Regions from separate parts of the Homo sapiens genome. Here region 2 is linked to region 1. Evidence: chromatin loops called from intact Hi-C (ENCODE). Cell type or tissue: sigmoid colon. All regions are shown on one strand. Links, peaks and the distances in the headings refer to the core of each region. The heading gives the core; the rest is flanking DNA. Region 1 overlaps ROR2 (receptor tyrosine kinase like orphan receptor 2). Region 2 overlaps ROR2 (receptor tyrosine kinase like orphan receptor 2).

What was found. Hi-C counts contacts between places; a loop is a spot of excess contacts. Peaks named below come from ENCODE experiments on the same cell type or tissue, not always from the same donor. Only the 100,000 strongest peaks of a DNase experiment are listed, where the experiment ranks them.
Region 2: a loop joins it to region 1, with 2.5 times the contacts of the local background. A loop is called at or near these places in 5 of 110 quality-filtered maps.

What each region holds. Positions count from the first base shown.
Region 1 is chr9:91,944,563-91,947,467 of GRCh38, forward strand. All of the region lies in intron 1 of ROR2 (receptor tyrosine kinase like orphan receptor 2), which reads right to left. Among named protein-coding and RNA genes, the nearest start is that of ROR2, 4.2 kb to the right of the region's middle. RefSeq lists an enhancer at 649-1,150. In sigmoid colon, for the core only: no CTCF peak of the experiment used is centred there; a DNase peak (open chromatin) is centred at 1,329; H3K4me3 peaks cover 2,295 bases; H3K27ac peaks cover 829 bases.
Region 2 is chr9:91,802,866-91,805,770 of GRCh38, forward strand. The region is part of intron 1 of ROR2 (receptor tyrosine kinase like orphan receptor 2); the gene reads right to left. Among named protein-coding and RNA genes, the nearest start is that of ROR2, 150 kb to the right of the region's middle. In sigmoid colon, for the core only: no CTCF peak of the experiment used is centred there; a DNase peak (open chromatin) is centred at 1,676.

The DNA of each region.
Region 1 (2,905 bases), core at 237-2,736:
CTAACAGTGGGCAATGTGAAAAGGAAATTTAAAAAACACAATTCCAATTACAACAGCTCGAAAAGAATAAAATACTCAGGAATAGATTTAACTTAAGAGGCAAAAGACTCATACACTAAAAACTAAAAAACATTGCTGAAAGAAATGAAAGGTCTAAATAAATGTTAAGACATCCTGTGTTTATGGACAGGAAGACAATACTGTTAAGATGATGGCCAGTGAGGTGGCTCATGCCTACGATCCCAGGACTGGGGTGGGGGTGGGGAATCCCTTCAGCCCAGGAGTTCAAGACCAGCCTGGGCAACACAAGTGGACCTCCATCTCTACGAAAAAAAATCAAAGAATTAGCCAGGCACGGTAGCGCGTGCCTGTGGTTCCAGCTACTTCAGAGGCTAAGATGGGAGGATAACTTGAGCCCAGGAGGTAGAGGCTTAGCCCAGGAGGTTAAGGCCAGAGGTAGTGAGCCGTGTTTGCACCACTGCACTCCAGCCTGGGTGACAGAGCAAGACCTTAACTCAAAAAAAAAAAAAAAAGTTAATACTACTCAGATCCATCTACCAATTCAATGCAACCTCTACTAAAATCCCAGTGACATTTTTGCATAGCAATTTGTGGCTACTGACACCTGAAATGAAGCCAGTGAAGGGGAGGAAGTGAATCTTTAATTTCTTTTAATTTTAATTAATTTTAACTTATATAGCTGTGTGTGCCTGGTGGCTACTATATTCCACAGCACAAGCCTACAATGAGGAGTTCAGGCCTAAACATTTCCTTATTTTAACTGCCCATTGTGTTAACTATCCCTCCAGGAGGGTGTGGAAACCATTAGGCTAGGAGTATTTGGGATTTAGGGGAACCCTCCCCCACTCCAGGAGGACTTGAAGCAGCCGCCACATTCTCCTCTGATAACATCTAGAAAGTGACAGAGTGCTTACTGAAGCTCATTCCAGCGACAATTAAAGACATACACACCACTTCCCACTAGAACTTAAGGATTTCTAGAGGACCAAGCTACTTAGTCGAATTAAGCTACATTTTTCTGTAATTATTTCCTTCCCTTTAGCTTTTGAGTTTTTTGCTTTTTTCAGAGATAGGACTTAAAAAGAAAACACCCACAGAAATCCCAAAAACAGTGCCAACCACACCAATAAAATTCCCTATTTTGTAAAAGCTTTATGAAAATTCCCAACACTGTTCAACAATTCTTTGGCCACTCTACGAATATGATTTTAAACAGATTACACCCCAGACATATTTTATGACAACTGCACACGCAAGCAAAGCTGTCCCGCCCTCGTTTCCAACTTGGCAAGCTCTTCAACAAAACCAAATAAATACATGCTAGAAAAAGGCGGCTGCTACAAAACCCCGGCCAGTTGCAGCTATAATTAATGGGCTGGAGCGCCTCTTGTTGCTTGGATTTTTACTTTCAAAACTCAAGAAGCCCACACTACCCACTGAAAGCCTCAACAGTGTTATGGTGGTGTTGTGGGGCAAAGCAGAACCTAAGAGCCCAAAGGGTCACTGAGAAGTAATGTTTTCAAAGCCAGTCCCTTCAACCCAACAGTCCCTTCATGAAATTGCTATTGGCCATGCAGCTGGGGTGCAACCAATAAAAATCCAGACCTAGCTAGCAATGCTTCCACTGCAAAACAAAGCCCCCTGGTTTCTTTACTTTGAAACCTTACATGCTTGGTATTCTCCACTTGGTGGTCACCACGGGGCTCCCAAAAAGGAAATATCCTAATGACAATGTATGGAGTCACAACCAATGGGCAAGAGCAAGGAAGAGCCCGCCCCGAGGAGCCCCCAAGGAGGCACCTCAAGGTAAACCCAAAATTGGGCTGCCCAGCCCTTCACCACGTGGAAACCACAAGACGCTGATGGGGTGTGGAAGAGGAGGAGGAGGGAGTCCTTCACAGTGTCCCCTCCAGGTTCCCAGGGAATGAACCAGATAAACACCAAAAGGAAAGGCCTGTCATCAAGGAACCATTTTAGAAGATGGTTATAAACCCTGGGAAGGAGTAACAGTTTGTAGCGTTAACTTTCTTTTCCCTGACTACAATGTGGAATTATATAATTAGAACTCTCCAAGGGAAAGGATTACAAAGAGTACACAAATTTCCAGCACTACAACAGACTAGCCAGGTCCTGCAGATTAGGGAGCTCAAGTCCTTCACATCCAGTTCCCATTTCACTAATAACTTTTCCCATCCTGGCCTCTCAGGGAATGCATTTTAAAGGAGTGCCAGTCCACCAGCTGAAACCTTTCTAAAGGGGATTAATCTTCCCTACCTGTCAGATGAGCTGTTCGTACCCCTGTATTTCTATTCCACTGATTTCAGAAGAGCTTCCAAAGAAAAGAGCAGTGTAAAATTCAGACTCTGCCAGACTTAATCTCTTGGAGGTTAAATCCAGGCTAACTGTTTAAGGGGCAACAAGTGATTCACTGCAAACCACACTTAAGAGAGAGACATACAAACACCAATTACAGCAGCACTTTGAATAAACAATAAAAAAAAGGTTTCACAATAAAAATAAAAATGTTGTTTAACATTGCCTTAAAAATCTGCAGAGCAGTCACCAAAAACTACCCCTGGAAAACGCACATTTTAAAAAACCCATGTTGCTTTTTTACATATAAAATATAAAGCAGACTTGTCAGTTTTCCATGATTTGCTTTACTAATTAAAAGTTCAGCTTGGCTTTCCAGAGCCCTCTCAGTTACACTGAGTGTCACATAGGGTCCACGGCGATCAGATTTTCAGGGTGACATGCTTTATGAAGTGGACATGAGAGTTAAGCAGGATCTCACAATTATACTGAAAAATTTCAAATGTGTAGCTCTGTGCTTGGTACACAGCCGTAATAAGAAAAATATGTTGCCTTACTATATACATAAAAA
Region 2 (2,905 bases), core at 294-2,793, 140 kb before region 1:
ACAAAATGGGCAACAAACTTCAGCAGACATTTCTCCAAAGAAGACATGTATATGGCCACCGAGCACACCGAAAGATGCTCAACATCGTTAGCCGTTAAGGAAACGCAAATCACAACCACGACAACAGGTTATCAGCTCACACCCACTAAGGCAGCCGTAAAAACAGAAAATAACAAGTTTTGGTGAGGAGGTGGAGAAACTGGAACCCTGTGCACTGCTGGTGGGGGTGCAAAATGGTGCAGCCTCTGTAGAAAATGGTACAGAAAAAAATTACAAAGACGGGGAGGCAACCCAAGTGCCCTCAGGTCGGATGAAGAGATAAACAAATGTGGTATATTCCACAACAGAATATGATTCAGCCTTGAAAAGAAAGAAAATTCTGTCATTTGCTACATCAGGGATGAACCTTGAGGACATTATGCTAAATATGCCAGCCACAAAACGACAAAGGCTATGTGAATCACTTCTGTGAAATATCCAGAGCAATCAAATCCACAGAAACAGAAAACAGAATGGAGGCTGCCAGAGGCTGGAGGAGGGGACAGGGAGTTGTTTAATGTTTCTGCTATGCAGGATGAAAACAGTTTTGGAGACTGGTCACACAACAACGTGAATGTATCAGAACTGTACACTCAGAAATGGTTAAGATGCTAAATTTTCTGTTATGTATTTTTTAACACAATTTTTTAAAAACCATGCAAACTATGAGAATTTCACAGAAGGAGACAACAACAAAAAAACCCACATAGAACATTCCAAGAAGAGAAGCATGCCCTGGGTGGAACCACAGCCAGGCATGGACATACACGGATGTGTTTCCCTTCATGACTGCATGTGGCCTTGCGTATGGGTCCTTGGGGGGCCCACAGCCCTACGTGGGCGTACACACAGATGTGCCTCCCTCATGACAGCATGTGGCCTTGTGCATAAAACCGACAGCTTATACTTTCCAGGGACCTTCAGTCATTTTCAAGAATTGCTTTGACTGTGCAAGTCCTGCTTCATGGTAGACCTTACAATCTCTGCTGAATGTGCAACTCCATGGCATAAAACACCTTATTAGGGAGTTGACTTTGAGGACACACCACATATTTTCTGGGATGATCTCTTCTCTGGATGAAAAGATTTGAGATTTCGTTATTAATTTGCTATGACCCTAAAATCACCAGAAACACACTCATTTCTGACCTTTTGACATTAGGAGAGTGGCTTGTGGCTGAGTCTACTCATCTGAAAATAGGAACCATCATGGTATCATCCACCCTTCAAAGCTGCTCAGCACAGAGCCAGGCCTGCCACACGGCTCCGTCAGGGTCCCATTGCAAGCATTGCCACTATCAAGGCTAGCAGCAGGAATGGCAGGCTCAGGAACTGGCAGGAGGGAAGAGTTTACCACCACCTTTGCCTCTCTCTCTCCTGTGTTCCAGCAACCCTCTGATTTGAAACGTTGAGGCAATTAACACAGCCCTAATTCCCAGAAGCTATTGTAGCAGTGCGTGTGCCAGCCCCACAGCTGCCAAGGCCACAAAGCCACCCTTGGGGGACCTTTGCTCGACAGCCTCTTATTAAACTCCAGCCTCATGGAACTGCCAGGCCAGGGAGCCTCCAAGTGTCAAGGGCTTAGCACCCCTGCGGCCGTCCTTGGAGACTGCATGCTCATCTCCTGAGGAGAGAGAAAGGCGGCTCACATGGGCCACGCTTTAGCCAGGGTGGCAGAGCGTCATGCGGCCTGTACTTCAGTTCCAGGCATGCCTTCACTGTGCAGCTGCCTTGGGCTCCTGCCGGCTCCTGCCCAGGGCTAATTCCTAAATTCCCAATTCACCAACTAGGGCCAATCTTTAGAGATGAAACTACAGCAATGGATTCAGAGTGGGGGGGTGGTCACAGAACTGCACTCTGAGATGAGAAGCATGAATGAGAACGGGCTGTCAGGCTCCTCTGTCAGTTGACTGAGTTATTTTTACTTAAGTTAGCTAGATCATTCAAACGCTTCATTCTACTATCTAGCCCTCTCTATGACTGCACACCCACCCCCTAGGAAATTCCTTTTTCTTTCCTTTGTGATTTAAAAGCTAAAACCAAAATGCTTCATAGGAATAAGGTATGTACCCTTAGCCCTCCTTTCTCACAGAAAAAAGCATTTATTCAAAGTACTTCACATGGTAGGACGAAAGTAGTATTTAATGATGACACCCAATTAAATGGCTTCTGGCCTTCCAAAGCCACATGACTATCCTCGAGTTCCCTGAGGGTGAGGCCCCTCAGAAGCCCTGTCTGCCTCAGTGACCACTGCACATAAGGTCATGCAGAAGCCTCTGGTGCCAGCACCACCTGCAGGCCTCTGGACACCTTTGCTCGGCCTGGGACAGTCACATGGCCATGCAGTTCTGTCCATCCACTCCAAGACACGGAGTTAGGGGCAGGGGAGAACAGATTTGAGAGACCATCATCCAGCATTCCTTCTCCCAGCCTGGGGCCCAGGTACACAGGTGAGGACCCCAAGACACAGCCTCATGGCAGTCAGCGGCTGCTCCTGGGATTCCAAGTTCTCCTATCAGCCCCTCTCCTTCCATTAGTTTCAGCTTCCCTCCTTCTCTTCTCCTGTTCCTGAATAAGTCTCTACTTCTCAGCTAGAGCAGGAAGCCTAAACAGGCTGCTCCCCCTAGCCGGAGAGGCACACACTCTCCACATGAAAGCTGGAAATCTAAATCACACTCACCAACCTAAGGAGTGGCAGAGGAAGAAATGCCAGCGTGGCCTGGGCATGTCTTCATAGGATGGCAGCAGAAGTACATGTACACACCCATGCACATGCTCACACACAAGTATGAACATACGTACACACACCCACACACACACATATGCACACCTTTCAACCCAACGCCGAGGGGTGAATACAGAAAGA